2 separate regions of the Mus musculus genome follow, and region 1 is linked to region 2. Evidence: chromatin loops called from intact Hi-C (ENCODE). Cell type or tissue: heart. All regions are shown on one strand. Links, peaks and the distances in the headings refer to the core of each region. The heading gives the core; the rest is flanking DNA. Region 1 holds the start of Gm26761 (a long non-coding RNA gene). Region 2 holds the start of Gm43837 (a long non-coding RNA gene).

Region 1 (9,474 bases), core at 671-8,670, 320 kb after region 2:
AGAGAAGTAATTAACCCACTAACCTGGTGACCCAGCTGGCAGGTTTTTCCCTCTTTCCTCTGTGCTAAGATGCAGACCAGCAAGGCTGTGTCTCAGGTCAGAAGAGGGGTACGCCATGGCTGTGAGATACGGGAAGGTACCTTCAGGGAACTGAGACTCTAAGAGGGAAGGAAGCTCTAAGCCTTGAGATTGTTGGGCTAGCTTTCCCAGCTAGCTTCAGGACTCGGTCTCACCCACATATGCTGGGCATGAAGACCATCATCTGTCAGCAGCCAGAACAGACCCTCCATCCTCCATGTAGGAAAACGGCAGGCACACACAAATTAAAGAATGTTAGGAAGCAACCAACTCCCCGTCCTGCTTCAACAACAGTCAACATCTTGTCTGGCTTGTTTTATGTTCAGCATCAATATATTGTACTTTCAGGCTTAGTTTGACTCTGGCTCTGAAACAAAAAGGGTTTAAAAAAGAAAATTTGCCACACATACTTCTAAATGATAACAATGAAGCTCTAATATCATAATGGCCCATTATAGTTAGACTGTATCTTCCACAAGTGGTAACAGTAGTTTCGCCCTACTTCTGCACACAAAGCTTGCACATTCCATCAAGAAATGATTCTTTTTGAATCAGGGTGGGCCTCAGTCACTCACTGTAATCACATAGTGTGTGTGTGTGTGTGTGTGTGTGTGTGTGTGTGTGTGTGTGTGTGTGATCAGATCATGCTCTAGCATTGGGGTATGGGGGAAGCATGCCAAAATTCCTGTTACAAAAGGATTTTGAAAATTCTCCACACATACCCACTGTCGTATTCAGTAACTCTCAATTGAGACACGATGATTTCAAAAGTGTTGTTCCAGGTAAATCTCGTTTGCAGACAAACTTGGCAACTGCTCTGCTCTGAAGCAGTCAGGTGAGACTAGGGACCATGTTGCCCTTTTCTCTAGTTCAGTGCTTGTTACAAAGCCAAGTGCTTCCTGGTCCCTTTTATAGTCCCTGGCCCCCTCCTTCCTCCTTCCTTGTGCATGAGCCCCTCCCTAGATGGGCCTGCTGTTCACCTTCCTCCCCACTGCTTTGATGGAACAAGATCCTCTTTCAACATTGTGTCCTGAGACCAAAGTGCTATTGACCACTCCCTCGATGCAACGTCCATCTCCAACATGATTTGGCCCTGAACTTCTGCACTCTGGCCCAGCCAATTCTTGTGCTGACTACCTGGCCCATGACTGTTCCTGGCCTCACCATGGCCTCAAGATATGGGCTTTGCCAGGAGGCCCTGATATACTTACCTGAACTCTCACAGAGAGCTACACTAGGTCCTGTGGAGGCAGAGTTGAGCCGAGCCTGATGTTCTAGCTGGAGACAGAAATGAAAGGACAAAGGTGGACAGCTGTGTGACTGACGAGGGTGAACACACAGTTTCTCTAAGGACTACCTATGCATTTTTTGCCAATCTTCTTAGCAAAGTTCAGATTTAAGCCCTATCCCTCTGGGTGGAACCGTAGCAGGATATGACTTAGAAATTCACAATGTAAATAATCTCTAACAGTTTTACACAAACAAACACACACACACACACACAGTCATTGGATGGAAGAGATCAAGCTCTCCATTCCATCATCTTCTGTCTGCCCTAATAGACCACCATCAGCAACCCCAGCTCCAGGCCTGTGTGAGATACCCCAGTGATTAGAAGAAATGTGCACATGATACTTCTTTGTGCTTTGAGAACTTATCAAGCTGGATAAATGGCATACTGACTGGTTTTGTGTGTCAACTTGACACTACCTAGTCATCAGAGAGAAAGGAACTTCAGTTGAGGAAAGGCCTCCATGAGATCCAGCTATAAGGCAATTTCTCAATTAGTGATCAGTGGGAGAGGATCCAGTCCATTGGGGGTTGTACCATCCCTGAGCACGTGGTCCTGGATTCTGTAAGAAAGCAGGTGGAGCAAGCCATGGGAAGCAAGCCAGAAAGCAGCATCTCTCCATGGCTTGAATTCCTGTCCTGACTTCCTTCAGTGATGAACAGCAAATGTGGTAGTGTAACCCAAATAAGCCCTTCCCTCCCCAACTTGCTATTTGGTCATGGTGGGTTTTTGTTGCAATAGAAACCCTAAGACAAATGGTTACCTTTAATATTCTATTACTACAGTGGGATGCTGGTCTTTAACAAAGTTAAATATCCTTTTACTTCCCAAGGTGTCCTTTGCTGCTCTTTGATTTTTGTTTTGTTTTAGACTTAGGATCTCATATAGCGCTGGCTGGTCTCAAACCTACTATACAACCACGGATAATCTTGAACTTCTAATCCTCCTGTCTCCACCTTCTAAGTGATGGAGTGTCAGGCTCATCCCACCACGCCTGGTTTACTCAGCACAGCCAATCAAACCCAGAGCTGTGTTCGTGCTGGTTAAGTATTCTATCAACTGAGCTGCATGACAAACCCAGCTGAAAAGTTCAGCTATACCCTTTGAAAAGTTCATACCTACGTGCCTCTCTCAGGCTCTCAAGCCACTTCTGAGCAGAAACTCTGAGCAGCTTCGAGGGCAGAGCTGGCCAGCAGGTCTTTTCTGGACACACCTGAACTTTCATGCAGGGAGAGGAATGTGACACACCCACTTTCCGAAGCAGCTCCAGGTGGCAGCGCAAACCACACACTTTTACAAGGAAATGTGTGAGTGTCACACGGAGAGTTAGCCAGTCACCTCCACTTGACAGGGGGTTTAAAATAAACCTTTTCAAGATTAGATAGATGGCCCTGGGACTTCAAACATAAACTACTTAGAACTGTCCATACAGGAATAATGGCAGCTGGTGCCCCATCTTAGACACTCACAATCCGGCATTGAGGTGGATCTAACAGAATTGCATTCATGAGAGTTGGCACACTTTTTTGGTAGGGGGAGTGTGTACTGGACCACATTAACACTTGAAATATAGTGCGCATGCAGTCATAAGAATATTCAAATAATAGCTTACAGTGTACAGAGAGCATTTTCATATTGAGCACCCCTCAAACAAGTCTACAAAACAATTTCCTCCTATTCCTTTAGATAACTAATCTGAGGATCAGAAAGATTAAGTGACTGACCCAAAGACACACAGCCAATAAATCACATTGTTGTATATCTTCTGTGGAGAGAATCAAAATTCATATCAAATGATACTAAATGGCAAAAGGAATGTAGATGTTCAAGTAACAGGAAGAGTCTGTTGGTGGGGCGGGATTCAGGCACAGGTTGACCAGAAAGCCGTCTCTGTTCTACATTGTTTGTCTCCCATTGGCCTTTATTTTTATGCCAGCTTTTAATTTTTAGTGTTTTTATCTTGTTTTGTTTTGTGGGGTTTCATTGTTGTTGTTGTTGTTTGTCTGCTTGTTTGATTTTTAATTAGAAGCAATAAGCGAGGCTAGGGAAGTAGCTCAGTTGGTAACAGTTTACCTGGCATGCATGAAGCCCTGGGTTAAACCCTCAGCACCATGTAAATGAGGTGCGGTGATGACGTGTAATCCCAGCGCTCTGAGACAAAAGTGAGAGGATCAGAAGCCAAGGTCCCCTTTAGGTATCCACTTGAGACCTTGTCTCAAAAACAAACAGGAAAGGTGGCCACTGAAAGTTAATTTCTGAAGGGGCATTACCTCTTCGCTTTCATTTTACCGAGGGTCAGGGGGATGGCACACACTGAGTGGCACGGACCTACATGTCCACATGTGAGCCCATGACCAGGGCCAATCAAGGCCACAACCCAGAAGCTGAAGGCAGGACCAGTCCCATGTAAACACAGCTGCTCTGCCGTGAGGGACGGGGTAGAACGGAGCCTGTAGCCATCCACAGCATCCACTACGAGCCGTGGACTGGCACTTGTGTCTTAGGACCCAAAACCTTTCTCCTGCTCTTCTTTCCTTTATCTAGCATATGGTTCGCCTTTACTTCGGGAGCTGATGACCTCAAGGAAAGTATCTGTATTTGAATATGCATGCCTCGAAACAGAACTCCTTCCGGCTGCTGGATATCCAGTGTTCTGCCAGGCTCTGTGAAATCCTGTTTCTTCCATTTCTTCTCAACTCCTGTTCCCCTGAATTCTTTGGCCGCCTTCGCCTTTGTTTTAAGTACATTTTTGTTTCTTTGTGTGAGAGCCCAACCAGGAAGACAGAAGCCGCTCTGAATATTTAAAACAGAGGAAATTTAATGCAGGGAGATGAAAAGAAACCCAGAAGGCAAACAAGAGGGGATGAAGCAATCCTGAGACTAGCCACAGCAGGAAGTCGCTGCCACTCCTAGGAGGGAGGGACAAAGAGGGGAAGCCATGGGACGAGAGCCCAGGGGCTGGCATCGCTCACAGGAAGCTGGAATCGTGTGGGCTGGTGAGAGCTCATAGAAGAGCCACAGAAGCTGCCAAGGATCCCACCCCTGCACAAAGGAAGAGGGGAAATGCCCGTTCCCTTCCTGCTGCTCTCCAGGTCCTGGGCTTCACACTGGCTAGACCCACCCGGAAACCAGCTGACAAGTCTGAAGGCTGCTGGAGCCTGCAAGGACAGGTCCTCAGTCTAGAGACCTGGAAGGGAAAAGAGTCAAGTCTTGAGCCAGATGGTCCTAGGAACAGCTAGGCATGGTAGCACACACTGAAAACTGCAGCCCTCAGGGGACAGAGGCTGAAAGATTAAAAATTAAAGACCAGCCTAGACTATGAAGCAAGTCCAAGGCTAACTTAAGCTACTTAGTGAGATTCTGCCTCCTGAAGACACATCTAGAACTCTGGTAGGACATTTGCCCCTTTTGTTCAAGGCCTTAGGTTCCTTATCCAATACTGAGAAGAGAAAGAAAAAACAAAAACAGAAAAGTCCCCAAACTGGAAGATTTGCATGACAAGTGTCTTAGATGTTCATTGTGAAAATTCTAGAATTAGAGAGAGGAGGAGGGGAGAGGGTAAAACCATGATCCAGTTAGCTCTTTTGTTTGTTTGTTTGTTTGTTTGTTTGGGGTATTTTTGGGTTTTTTGTTTTGTTGTTTTGGTTTTGGTTTTGGTTTTTTTTTTTTTTTTTTTTTTTTTTTTTTTTTTTTTTTTTGAGACAGGGTTTCTCTGTGTAGCCCTGGCTGTCCTGGAACTCACTTTGTAGACCAGGCTAGCCTCAAACTCAGAAATCCACCTGCCTCTATCTCCCGAGTGCTGGGATTAAGAGATAAACCATTAGCTAGCCGCAGGGTCCGCAGTGCCACCAATTCTTCCATAGCCCGGAGCTATCCATGGTCTCTGCTCTTGCTCTGTCAATAGAATACACTTTCTCATTTTGAAAAGTGTGTGTGTGTGTGTGTGTGTGTGTGTGTGTGTGTGTGTGTGTGTGTGTGTGTGCGTGTGTGTCTGTGTGTGTCTGAAAGCAGAGATAAATACAAACATAGAAGAGAGTTCCCTCAGAGAGTTGCTGGACATCAGTTACCTTGTCCAATTTGGTCTACTCTAAGCCAGCTGGCCAGCACTGGGGGAGTCATCTGCCACAATGGAGCAGACTCTGTCTGTCACCCTCTTCAACAGCAGATGGCCTGTCCCGCATTCATCTACGTCACACAGCCGTGCTGGGAGAGACACTGACATGCACTGTTCTACCAGGAGCCTTCAACCCAGAGGGCTGGGAAATTACGCTTGCAAGCTCCACTCGGCTTGGGAAGCAGTAAGAAGGTCCCTGAGCAGCCTGACAATAGGAGGGGTTGCGCAAGGGACAGTCAATGGGATTCTGGTTAGACTTTCAAGTCAATTGACTTGATCATGCAAATGTTGGGTGGCGTGTTGTGAGCAGGGGGGAGTGTTTCTCCTTGACTGGAGCACCTCTCTGTCTCCCTTGGCTTCCTGAGCGCTTGATTTAGCTCCTCCCAAAAAAAAAATGTTTTCCTCACATTGTTTATTTGAAGCCGGTAGTCTGGGCATGAAGCCCAGTTTAATATAATTTTTACTGTTGAGACTGCAGCCCCAATTCTATAGAGATGGTTATTATCATTGTTGTCTGAGACACCTCAGTACCACAGCAATTACCAAGGCCAGGTGCACACCCACAGTCACCTCAGCCCATCTGCCTGCCCCACCCCTTTCTACAAACTTCAGAAATGAAGCCAAATACCCACTCCCATGTATGATACAGCAAAGTAGGCAAAGGAGATATTTGGCTACTATCTAGATAATGTGATCAGTCCAGGTCAACAGTTCATATTATTTAAGTCCTACAGTGCAAGTAGATATTAAAAGAATGTGGAAAATTCCATTGCTTGAGTCCTGTAAACATGCGGGCTGCTTCTCTCCCTAATTATGTTTTACATAACCTAATGCATTCATGTTAGTTTACATCCTCTTAACATCTACTTGCTGAAAAGTGTGTCACCTGGTTGGTCAGAGAGAAAGAGTGACCACAGGACATTTTGGGAGGACAACTGGTGACAACAGGACACATTCAGCACTGACAGAATGTGTAATGTAATGATTGGTATGAAAAATGGTGTGTGTGTGTGTGTGTGTGTGTGTGTGTGTGTGTGTGTGTGGTCCATTCCCAGTTTTACTGCCGAGTTGGTTCAGACCCTTAGTATGACTTTCAGATGCAGGTGTTGAAGGCAAGGGATGGGAGTAACAACCCCGGGTGTGGGCATTAGCCAATAGCCATGCGCCTCTGGCTCCCCTCCAAGCCCTGAGCTGGAGCCTGTGCCCGGGCTTGCATCTGCAGCAGCTACAGCCTTGCTGAAGGATCGTATCACACTCACAATGAGAATCACTGCAAAAACAAATAAAATGCTTTAAATGTTTAAATGTATTTCCAAGTATTCGTCTTCCAAATATTTAGACTCTGAGCCGATTGGGCCAAGAGCCCAAGCTTCCTGTGCATACTAGAGGCTTCCAGCAATTTCCCTAAGATCAGGATCTACATAACAACTTCGGATATCACCCCCTCAGATCCCAAGACAAATTCCCAAGGTATTGCTTCAGGAAACCAACCATTCTCTGTGTCCAAAGGCCTCCTCCTAATGCCTACAGGAGGATTAAGCTCAAGTTTAATAAATGCTCACAGAGACCTATGCAAGACTATAGTCTGTGTCCACTATGTGTCCACTTGTGAGTGCGAGGGAGGCAAGGGCAATCTGGGAGTGGAAAGATGGGGAATAGAGAGAGAAGACGCGGACCAGAGATGCAAAAAAGAGCCAGCAGCCTGCTGAAGCTATTGATAGCTCTCGAAGGAATTGATGTCTGAACCAATTTTTAATTGGTAAGCTAAGGTTGTGTAAGCCAGGATTGGTTAGTTTTATTTATTCCGTTGTTATTTTGTTTTGCTTCTTAAGGGGCAGAAGGAAGGGTGGAGTTACTCTTGTGCTGGAATTTTTCAAGACACAACAACCATCCACTCATGCCTGCTTTGACCAGGCATGCATGCTTGGTACCCTTCCCTCAGTCTTCTATGTTAAGCATCCAGGATTCAGCAAATAAAATCAGAAGAGTGCCAAGGGATTTACCTGCTGCCGCGCGCGCGCACATGTGTGTGTGTGTGTGTGTGTGTGTGTGTGTGTGTGTGTGTGTGTGTATTGTGCATTTATACTCACTGTGAGAAGGTGAAAGTGGGTGTGTGTGTTGGTCATGTCACAGTGGTATGGGGATTTCTGAGAATTTGGAGTCAGTTCTGTCCTTCTACCCTGTGGACCCTGGTTATTAGAATTGGCAGGAGATGCCTTTAGCCATTGAACTCTCTCTCTCCAGTCCCAGAAAAAAAAATTTTAAGTTTTTTTTTTTTTTTAAATACACTGTAGCTGTCTTCAGACACACCAGAAAAGGGTATCAGATTCCATTACAGATGGTTGTGAGCCACCATGTGGTTGCTGGGAATTGAACTCAGGACCTTTGGAAGAGCAGTTAGTACTCTTAACCGCTGAGCCATCTCTGCAGTTCCCCCTCCCCGAAAATTCTGATCAGTCCTTTCTTCAGTCTTCCCACAGGTCAAGTAATGCAGTGGAGTTGAATGTTACACACATTTATGTTTTGTATGCACAAAGTGAGTGGAGGGAGAGCATGAAGGAATAAATAAATGAATATTTATCTTTTCTAAAAAACAAATAGGGGTCTTTACTGTATTTATTTATTTTTAAATTTAATTAAATTTAATTAAATTTTATTTTATTTGAGACAGAGTTTCTCTGTGTAGACCAGGCTGGCTTCAAACTTAGAAATCCACCTGCCTCTGCCTCCCAAGTGCTGGGATTAAAGGCGTGCGCCACCACCGCCCGGCTTTTTTTTTTTTTTTTTTTTTTAATTAAACAGAAATGAACTTATTTTTGACAAGAAGACTTTTTTTTAAAAGAAAGATTTATTTGTTTCATTTCTATGGGTACACTGTAGCTGTCTTCAGACACACCAGAAGAAGGCATCAGATCCCATTACAGATGGTTGTGAGCCATCATGTGGTTGCTGGGAGTTGAACTCAGGACCTTTCTGGAAGAGCAGTCAGTGCTCTTAACCTCTGAGCCATCTCTCCAACCTGAATATTCATATTCAAAAGCCTTTGTCTGAAGGTTGGAAATGTGGTTCAATATCAAGGGGTATTGTGAAGCTAGGGGTTGGCGCAGGGGAGTAAGGCATACTCCCCGAGTGAAGAAATGAATCTAAGATTCCACCAGCCTCCGTGCCCACGAGCCATGTGTTAGATGGTTCTTCACGTATGACGCCCTATGCGCTCTCCTTCAAAGTTCCAAAATTCAAGTCTGCGGCTTCACGGGCACCTGAACAGGAAGGCAGCCTCGTGCTGCATGCAGAGAGGCCGAGGAAGCTTCGGGGAAGCCCTACAGCTCCTGGGAGACTGTCAAGGGAGCTTGTTTTCCTGGGATCGCTACTACAAGACTATCAGATTCATCCCTGATGAATGAATTCTCCTTTTGGCAGATAGAAAAAAAAAATGGAAAAGAAATGGAATCGTGTTTCCCCTAATTGAGCACCAGAGCTAGAAACCCCATGCCCGGCTATAAAGCACACGATCATCTTTCTCCCACTCCCAACCCACCCCCAGTTCTGCAGAAATGCTACAAACAAAAAGTGTAAGGAGGTCAGGGTGATGACTCTGTGGGTAAGAACACTCCGGCTCAAACAAGAGAAGCTGAGCTGCAAAACTCAGCACCCTGGTTAATAGCCAGGTGTGGCCACACAAGCCTGTAACCCAGGGCTGGGGAGGAAGGGAAAGGGGGATGGGTGTGACTTGCTGGCTTAGGCTAAATCACAGCTTCCAGTCCTGTGAGAGACCCTGTCTCAAGGGAATAAAGCAGAGGCACACATGCACACAGATGCATACATGCATATATACAAACACACACACACACAGTGGGACACACAGACAGACACTCATTCCTTTATCAAATACTTTCAGAGGAATGAAAAAAAAGAAAGGATTCAAAGCCACAGTTTTGCTTGGCTAACTTGCTGTGCCTAACTTGCTGAGTGACATCAGAAGACTTAGTGA
Region 2 (9,474 bases), core at 532-8,531:
GCTTGGTCAGTAAAGTTTTCTTGAGCATCTCTTACGTGACAGATGACATGCCAGACAGGGAGACTTTATCAAGAGACACTCAAACCGACAACAGACACCCTACTCTGATGGAATGTGGGTGCTAATGGAGAAGACAGGAGGTGAATGAGCAAGTTAGGTAACTTGTGAGGTGGGGGATCAAAGCTGAGGAGAAACAGAATTTGGAGATAGAGTCTATGAAAGGTATTAGGTTAGAGAGAGGGCACAGTTCTAAAAGGAGTCAGAAACTATTTTGTTTGTTTCTTTGTTTTGTTTTTCTGCCTCTGGGTAATGCTGACCTCACAGAGTAGATCTGGAAGTGTTCAGATCATTGCCTCGCTTGGGAGACTTAGAGGAGAACAGGCGTTCATTCTTCAATTGTCCCGGAGAACATACAAACGAGGCTACCTGGTCCTGAGATTTCGTCACAGAGAGGTTTCAATCTGTTGACTCGGTTTCTTGTGGTAGCTAGCTCTCTCAGGACTTCCTTTCTCTAGGGGGGGAGAGGGAGGGTGTAGTTGGGTGATTTGTGTTTCTGGAGATTGCCATTAGCCAAGCTGTCTGGTTCGTGGGCATGCAATTGCCACCCCCTCCTGTGTGCCTGCTTGTTTCTGTAAGTTGATGGTGACATCTTCCTTTCACTTATTTGTATTTTTGCTTTTTCCTCTGTCACTCTACCGAAGGGGTTGTCAGTGTTGAAGAGGGCTGCAGAGGACCTGGTGGCAGCCACTGCCAGAAGGACATCACCTAACTATGGCTGGCATTACTGAGAGTGTTCAGGCTCCACCTGGATGCTAAGCAGACCAGTTGCCATCACGGGTACGACTCTCATTTTCTAGATGAGGGAATGAGGGCACAGAGAGGTGAGCGTTCGAGCCCGCCATCACTGGGGGACAGAGCCAGCAGCCTGACACCAAGACCCTGCCTTCACCTCTCCATTCTGACCCTTCAATCTGTGAGCTTGGTGAAAGGAATTATTACCCCCAGCAAATGAGAAAACAAAGACAGTGAGACCACACTGCCTCTCCTGTGCCCCAGTGTGGTATTTGTCTCCTGTAGAACTATGTGAGAAACGTGTTATTTCCAGCTTGGCCCAGCAAATGGTGCAACGATTTTACAGCCTAATTTCACTCTCCAGCTGGTTCCAAGATATTAATAACGAAGTCTGGGCTAACCCTCTTACATTTCAGGTTTCTTAAAAATCTCCAGCTCTCTCCCAATATAAGCCATTTTGTAAAACGTATTTTTTTTCCCCTGATGGTTTGCTTTTTCTTTCTGAAGAAACAAAGTGTGTTTAGACAGCATGCTGCCCAGTGCTCTTGGATTCCTTTGTATTCGGATCAGCTCTCCTGAATATTTCATCATTTCCTTTCCTTAAACACTGAGTGGTGTTTCACTGAGAAAGGATATCCAGATGTACCATCGCCGAACTGACTTAGAAGCAAAACCTGGGGCTTCTGGAGAGTTCTTGGGAAAACATTTACCCACCCAGAGCTGGAGCACTGGCTGATTCAGAAACAGGGGCTGAGGGTGGGGGTTGGGGGAGAGGAGAGACGGGAGGAAGTGGGACAAGAAACTTCTCTTGTCCCTTAGAGTTTTAAAAAGAAGACGGAAGCACGGGGTGAAAGGACGGGCTTCAAGCTCAGGCATATGTTAAAGGAGGAAATGGGACCGAGTCTTAAAGTGCTGACGTAGGGGAGTCTCCATGGCCTCGGAATGACCCCCAACTTGTCCACGCCCTATCTGACCAGTTCCTGTAACAGGCACCATATAAAGAGCGAGTTTTGTAACACTGGAACTGAATGAAGTCAGCAGAATAAAGAGTGGTCCCAACAACCCTGACCTGCCTGTGTAAACCTCTCCACCCCCAACCCCCAGCCCCACTTCCCTTGACACGCATGCCCGAGCTGGCCTTGGCCTGACTTAGGTGTCCTTGTTAATAGGCTCAGGCAATGATCGCTTCCTAGGCCATTTTCTGAAACACCAGGGTCCCTGCATGACGAGGAAGAGTACAGCTTTATAAGTCAGAACTCTGCCCCACAATCGCAGAAATCCAGACTCCAGCACTGAGAAGCTTTGCCATCCAAGAATCCTCAGCTGGCACTTACCAAAGGCTATGGTAATCATTGGATGTAACATAAGGGGCCTGGCTGAAGAACAATTTGGAAGTGCTTGATATTCTTGTCCTTGGGGTTTGAGACTTCCATCAATCCATACCCACCCACTTTACCAACTGGAAAGAGAACAGAAAGAGACCTAAGACAGGGAGCCACAAGTAAGACCAGCACAGGCCAGAGATCCACAGCTCAGGGATGGGTGGGTGGCCCATTTATAGCTGGAGCGCCTGGAAGTGCATGTGCATCCAAGGAAGAGTGACAACGTAAGCTCCCTTTGCCTGCCTCTGAATTCGGCTCTTACCTCCTTTCCTTCTCTGTGGGTTTTTGGGGTCTTCAGAGGAAAGGCCTGCAATCCAGAGGAGGAGGAGTCAGGAGAGGGTCAGGAGAGAGACCCTCTGCTCACTGAACCGCAGATAGACACCAAGTCTCCTGTAGGTTGATCTCCTGGAAACAGGGCCCACTCCAGATCTACATGTCACATCTGCAGTCCCTTCACACCCTCAGTGGTGGCTTCTGCCTCGAGTCCCACCACTAGAAAGGCTTGGGCAGGAGAGACCCTTGAGCCTAGGAGTTGTAAGACAACATTGTGACCCTGTCGTCCCCCCGAGTCCCAAATAAGTAAATGAATAACAAACAAGCAAACAAATAAATGAAATAAGGTATATTTAAAAAATAACCTGTGCACATTTCCTGAATGCTTTAAGTAGCATCTTACATGCATAAATACATATTTTAAAGTTATCATTACACTCAATACAATGTAAATGCTATGCAAGCCAATGTTCTTCTTATACTTTAGAGAAAATGGACAAGAAAGAAGTCTAGGGATGTTCAGGATCGATGTGGCCCTGGCGTGTTTAACTATCCCTGCTACCCACAGCTGGAGTCCTCTGATTCCACATCTGGAAGCTGACCCGCATCTTTGAGAAGTGGTGTGAATGGCTGCCCGTGACTCAGTGGCTTTGGGACAAGAAAATCCAGTGTGAGGAAACTGTACAGGCTCAGCTACACCAGGAGGACCTAAAGGCAGAGTAAGGAATTCCATTCTGCCAAACACAGGAACATGTTCTGTTGTTTGGGGCAAGTGGGTGATCACTCAGTGACAACCACAGCCCTATGGGGCTCAGCCCTGTGTTTCCCCTGCAGCCTTGAACTCATGGTGGGAGCAAACCAGCTGGGTTAGCCTCCTGCCTCAAGCTTGCTTTCCTCTGAAGTGTGTGGGAGAAGCAAAGGTTGGAGCTGTCACCCCGAGATCTTATCGATTTCTTATGAATTTTGTTCTAGCAAAAGGAAACAGAGTAAAGCTAGCGGGTCCGACTCACGAAATCCAGCTCTCTATATCCTGATGCGGAAGTGAGTTGGGTCAACCAATTTCCTGTTTGGGTCTTTGACAATAAAGCTGTGGGGTTCCCAGGCGACAGCTGGCTTCAGCCAATGGCCACTCTCTCCTGTGAATTCCCCTATTGGCTCTCTCTCTCTCTCTCTCTCTCTCTCTCTCTCTCTCTCTCTCTCTCTCTCTCTCTCTCTCTCTCTCCTCTCTCGCTTGCTCTGAGCATGGGTGGAGGCAAATGAGGAATTACAAAAAGCAGCAAAACCCATGGCTTGCCTGGAGCCATTTACTGCTAAGTGGGCACTGCGCATGCTCAGAAAGTGGTCTGGATGTCAGTTACTTCTCCAGAGGCCAAGCTGGGCTGAGCCCCACCCACATACTGTGACTGTCAGAGAGACTCACACCTCCAAGAAATGTTAAGAATGGTGGTGAAATCTGTCTTTCAATCGACCCTACCAAGGCTCATATATTGCCGAAAGAGCCAAGGAATGTTTTTAGGGAAAAATATTATAAGTGATTGTTTCCTCAATCAAAATTTAATTACTCGTTCATTGAGACATTTCAATATCTGTGCTAAGTGCTACGGATTCCAAAATGAGTAACAGTTAGTAGCCTGCTCTCCCAAGTCTTCCCCCATATTGTGAGGAAGATAGATAAATAGGAATGCAATTTGGGCGGGGGGGGGGGGGGGGGATGTTTGCTACCAGGAGTGTTTGTGAAATGCTCAGGGCTTCCAGGAAACAGTGAGGCTGGCACAGAAATGATCTTGCAGGAGAATGCAAGGCCCTCGGTGGATGAGCGGGTATTCCAGAGGGGAGGCTGCAGCTTTCCAAGAACTGCACTTGAGAACCGTGACAGGGCTGAGATGACTGGAAGCAGCAGCAAGCCAGGGACAAAGAAGGAAGTGGCTCACGCTGCTGAGAATCTGTTTATCTGGGAGAGGCACTCCCCTAACCAACCTGCGTCCAAAAACAATGCACACTGGCAAATGCCTGGGTCTCTGTCAGGGCGACCATGCTGTTTCTACAGCTATAGCCACTGCTATCTTCCGTTTGCTTGATAAAGCCTGAAGATTTTTGTAAAGACTACTCCTTACAAAGTCATGGCTTTCCTGGAGACTAGTCAGGGCATGATAAACCATCACCGCGGAAAATATACATACTTGCTTCATAAAATCTCAACATTTCCCAGACAACCCCGCCGCTAGCTGTTCATCCAGTCCAGGTTGGCAGCCCCCTGTTTGGCCTTAGCCTGATGGGGAACAGGGATGACTTTATCCGGCAAGCACAAGATGGGGAGGAGAGGTGTTAATATGAGCACAAAAAAATAAAAAAAGAAAAAAAAAAGAAAAGAAAAAAGAAAAAGAAAAAAGGGGTGCCTCCAAAAAGTCTGTAAATAAGCGAAGCCCTATTTTGAAAACATCAAAGTGAATACCAAAAGATTCTGACAAGCAACATTTTAAATTGTTACAGAAAGATAAGACTACAACCCTATACTACCATGGTTCTGCATTCTATCTTCCTGATCCCAGGCCTGGGCTTTGAACCCAAGGAACACACTCAAACTCTCAGACCTGTATTTGAGCAATCCCTGGTAATTTCCGTGAAATCTGGACCTGTACATTGCTGAGTGAGTTCTTGGAGCTGTCCAGGAACGTGTCCAGGAAGTAAGGGCTTCACACCGCTTTCCTGAAACCCATCCTGCTGGCCTGCCCTCTCTGCCTGGAGGAATTAGTGTTGGCAGTGACCCAGATATTCCAGCAGGTGGCACTCTTGCTCCAACCAGGTGTTTCAGAAACGTGGCCACTTAGCCAAACTAGAGAAATGGAAATATGGGCTATTATATTGTGTCCTGAGCAGATATGACGTGATCTGAGAAAGGCTGGAGAATATTCTGGAGAATGTAGAGCCATGAAGGACCTGACTCGTGACCACAGGCTGTGTTGTGTCCTCAGCGGGGGAGAAAAATGAGATTCTTAAACCCTGTTTGCTTCCCTGACAAGTGTAAACACAGGTGACAGGGGAGAGGAATATTGCATTAACAGTGGCATCTAGCCTGATGGTAACAGGCACCAGAGTCAGAAAGACCTGGAATATTGGGTCTTTTGCCTGCTGGCTGTATTCTCAGATGATTGACTGGGTTAGTTGCCACGCCTGAGTTTCTGGTCTTTTGCTAGAGATTTTTGTAGCTAGACCCTGGAGAGTCTTAAATAGATGCCCATATCGCCATATGTGTTGTAACCGGTACATAGTAAACGGTCAATGAAAGAGGTGTTACTGTGGAATTTTAGGCAAAAGCCCTTGAAGCTGACCTGGGTGGCTATCCTCCCAGACTGTGGTATTAGTTAAGGAGGTGACCTCAGAGTGACCTGGAAAAATATCTTGATAATGAACCATGGCTTCAGGAGTCTCAGGGCAGAAGAATTTCCCACCTGGATAGAATTTCACAGGTGTGATTTTTGAACCAGGAAATCAGGCTGCGTTCCTGGGCTCCCCAGCAGAGCACGGTCTCACCCCCAGGAACTTGGAAACATCTGACCACCAGGTGACTGATCCTACTTAAGCTACACATTGTTGTGGGAAGTATCCAATGACAGGGATCTGTAGCAGGGCCTTCCCATTAACCAGTTTGTGTCCTCTTTTCTGAAACCCTCCTAGATGGGTCCCTGTGACCTCTTCTTCAACAGCAGCGGCCGGAAGAACAACAGCTGCTGTTCATAAACATTGCTTTACACCTCCTGTCAACCATTGGAATTTGTCGCTGCTTTGTTTTGAGGTATGCTATACTTACATTGTATAGTGTTCAAGCTTTGCCAGCAACTCATTGTGTAGCCAGGATGACTTGGGAGTGTTAGAATTACAGGCACAAGCCACCAGGCCTGGCTCTGAGAAGTACCTTAATAAGTACCGTATCTATACTGCCTCATTTATCCTTTGAAACCACCTGGAGAGGGGAATGAACCCATTTTACAGATAAGTAAACTCAGGTGCCAGGAAACATTACCAGGGTTCCTTCAGCCAAGAATCAGTATAAACTTAATTTTGACTTCCAAATCAATTAGTTAATCGTCTGCTGATAGTGTCTTAGTCAGGGTTTCTATTCCTGCACAAACATCATGTCCAAGAAGCAAGTTGGGGAGGAAAGTGTTTATTCGGCTTACACTTCCACATTGCTGTTCATCACCAAGGAAGTCAGGACTGGAACTCAAGCAGGTCAGGAAGCAGGAGCTGATGCAGAAGCCATGGAGGGATGTCCCTTACTGACTTGCTTCCCCTGGCTTGCTCAGCCTGCTCTCTTATAGAACCAAGACTACCAGCCCAGAGATGGTCTCACCCACAAGGGGCCCTTCCCCCTTGATCACTAATTGAGAAAATGCCCCACAGCTGGATCTCATGGAGGCATTTCCTCAACTGAAGCTCCTTTCTCTGTGATAACTCCAGCTGTGTCAAGTTGACACAAAATTAGCCAGTACAGATAGGATGTGCCAATGGAAAACACCATGGACAACTGAAGTTTCTTAGAGATTGCGAGGGTCTTGGGAAATCTGAATCGATGCCCTTTTGGTGAAAATATGGACAGATCCCACTTAAGTTGAGCATAGCACATACATATGACTTTGTAAGTGCTGTGGGTGAGGTCCATGAAGCCATGACAGAGATTGGAATCTATACTCTTGCACCCCACAAGCCTCTGGGATTCCCTGGAGAGGAGGTCTGTGCTAGATTCGGCACTAAGTTCCTTTGTGGGAGCTGGGGTGGGGCTGGGAAAAGCTGGTTGGTCGGAATGGTCTCCCTTTTCAACGGGAGACTGTGGAGCAAAGGGATCAGTTTGATGTTAAAGGCGATTTTCCAGTTCCAGGGAAATCAGACCCACATTTGGAAGGGATTTGGAGCACTCTCCCTGCCTGAAGTCAGCCGGAGAACCCTGAATGAGTTTCCACTATGCATGTTTGGGGATCCTCTCAGTTCCTACCAGTTCGCTTCAGCCTAAAACACTTCCTCCATTTCCAGAGGGTCTTCTGTTTTAGAAGGAATCAGTTTTAATTACTCAATTAGGGAACAAGCCCTACTCTTGGTCTAAAGCCATTTTGTCAGATTAGCTCAATGAAAATTAGTTTTATAGTTACTTAGTAACCTTAAACTTTTTTAGTAGATATTCTGTTACAAATCAGTTTCAAACAGTGCACCAAGGCTCAGGGTGGAGGTCAGAGGGCAGCCCAAGTGAGTTGGTTCCTTCTTTGTTCCCTGCGGATTTACAGAACCCAGCCTGTTAGACCTGGTGACCGGTGTCTTCACCTCCTCAGCCATCTTGTCAGTCCTAGCTCACCCACAGTGTCACTGAGGTTTACCAATTCAGTCAGAAGGATGAGAATTCACTTAGTACAGACAGATTTTTTTTATTATTTAAATGGAAATAAACCAAAGTAAAGTAATAAAAAATAAAATAAAAAATCACCACAGTTGCTTGGGGACACTGAAGCATTGAAAGATGTTTTCTATTTTTTTTTTTTTTTTGGTTTGGTTTTTTCGAGACAGGGTTTCTCTGTGTAGCCCTGGCTGTCCTGGAACTCAGAAATCCGCCTGCCTCTGCCTCCCAAGTGCTGGGATTAAAGGCGTGCGCCACCACCGCCCGGCAATGTTTTCTAATCTTAAATGGCCTGTTCATTGCTCATCTCGTTACTGTAAGAACATCTACAGTTTAGGGAAGGAAGGGTTTATTTCCGCTCTCAGTTTGAAGGTGTGGACCATCACGGTGGGGAGGTGTGGTGGGAGAAAAGTAAGGCAGCTAGCTAGGTACCTCAAGTCGGGAAGCAGAGAAGAGCTAATGCGCATGCTCAAGTTGCTTTTTCTAATACTCAGTCTGGAACCCCAGCCCATGAAACGTACTGCGCCAATGGATTGTCCTACCTGGGATGGCATCGTGCTCTCGGATGCACTAGTATCTGATTTCCTCTCTGTATCGGCTGCTTTCGTATTCAACCAAAGGATCTGACAGAAACAGCCTAAGAAGGAAAGTTTATTTCGACTCCTGGTTTCAGAGTGGGGCAGACATGTGAGAGCCCACCGCAGCCGGAGCATGTGATGGAAGACCCTTCACGTCACAGTGGGCCAGGGCTAGAGGCTGGGCTATCTTCTGAGGTCTGACTTAAATGACCTCCTTCCGCTAGCAAAGCTCCACTTCCCATTCCACAGCCTCCCAGGATAGAACCACCACATGGGGAATGAGCTCTCAAAGCCTGAGCCTGTGGGGGCACTTCAGAGTCAAGCCGCAATATTCTACCACTGGACCCAAAGGCTCGTGGGCATCTCGTGACTAGAGCTGCATCGTGTCTAATTTTAAGAATTCCTGTAGTCTTAATAGTCTCAACGTTGTTCCAGAGTCCAGTGTCTCTTCTGAGGCCCAAGAGAAAACTCCGGGCTGTGAGCCATTCAATCAAAACTGAAATGGCGTATAAGAGGACATAGGCTGAATGCTGCCATTCTAAAAGAAACAAGAGGGCAGCAAAAAAAGATAGGATCAAAGCAAGACTGAAACCTGGCATGATGACCATTAAATCCTGTAGTTTCTCAGGCAGCATCAGGCACACGCAGCCCTGAGTGCACACACACTTGTACAGTGTCAGACACACATAGCCCCTAGGCATACGCAGCTTCTGAGAGCCCACTTTGTTGTACCAAAGAAAATACTTCTAGTCAGTGCTTTTCTAGGAGGGCTTTAAAACTTTCTTTAAAATTGTTTTTATCCATACATTTCGATCATACATTTTCCTTTCCCCCAACTTCTCCCATCTCCTCCCCATCTCCCTACTCTACACAGCTTCACGTCTTTTCTCTCATAAGAAAAAGAAAAATGAAAGAGAAAATCAAAACAGACAAACAAACCAAAAAAGAAAAGAAAAGACAGGAAAAGAAAGGAAAACCAGTAAGAAAAAAATACCAAATAAAATAATGCAACTCACATACAATCAAGCACAGAGTCTACTTTGTGTTAGTCGACTACTCCTGGGCA

Evidence for each region. A loop is a pair of places that touch in the nucleus more often than their neighbours do. Peaks named below come from ENCODE experiments on the same cell type or tissue, not always from the same donor. Only the 100,000 strongest peaks of a DNase experiment are listed, where the experiment ranks them.
Region 1: it touches region 2 in a loop (2.9-fold over the local background); 4 of 42 quality-filtered maps call a loop at or near these places.

The regions. Positions count from the first base shown.
Region 1 is chr5:64,697,629-64,707,102 of GRCm38, forward strand. Gm26761 (a long non-coding RNA gene) reads right to left here and starts at 1,780. Exons shown (of 4, transcript XR_868446.2): 1 at 801-1,780. In heart, for the core only: no CTCF peak of the experiment used is centred there; DNase peaks (open chromatin) are centred at 3,793, 4,373, 5,693 and 6,663; H3K4me3 peaks cover 324 bases; H3K27ac peaks cover 1,562 bases.
Region 2 is chr5:64,377,405-64,386,878 of GRCm38, forward strand. It overlaps Gm43837 (a long non-coding RNA gene), which reads left to right and starts at 549. Exons shown (of 3, transcript XR_003955925.1): 1 at 549-631; 2 at 6,123-6,240. In heart, for the core only: a CTCF peak has its summit at 5,223 (motif pointing right); DNase peaks (open chromatin) are centred at 1,717, 3,557, 3,777, 5,207 and 2 weaker places; H3K27ac peaks cover 3,812 bases.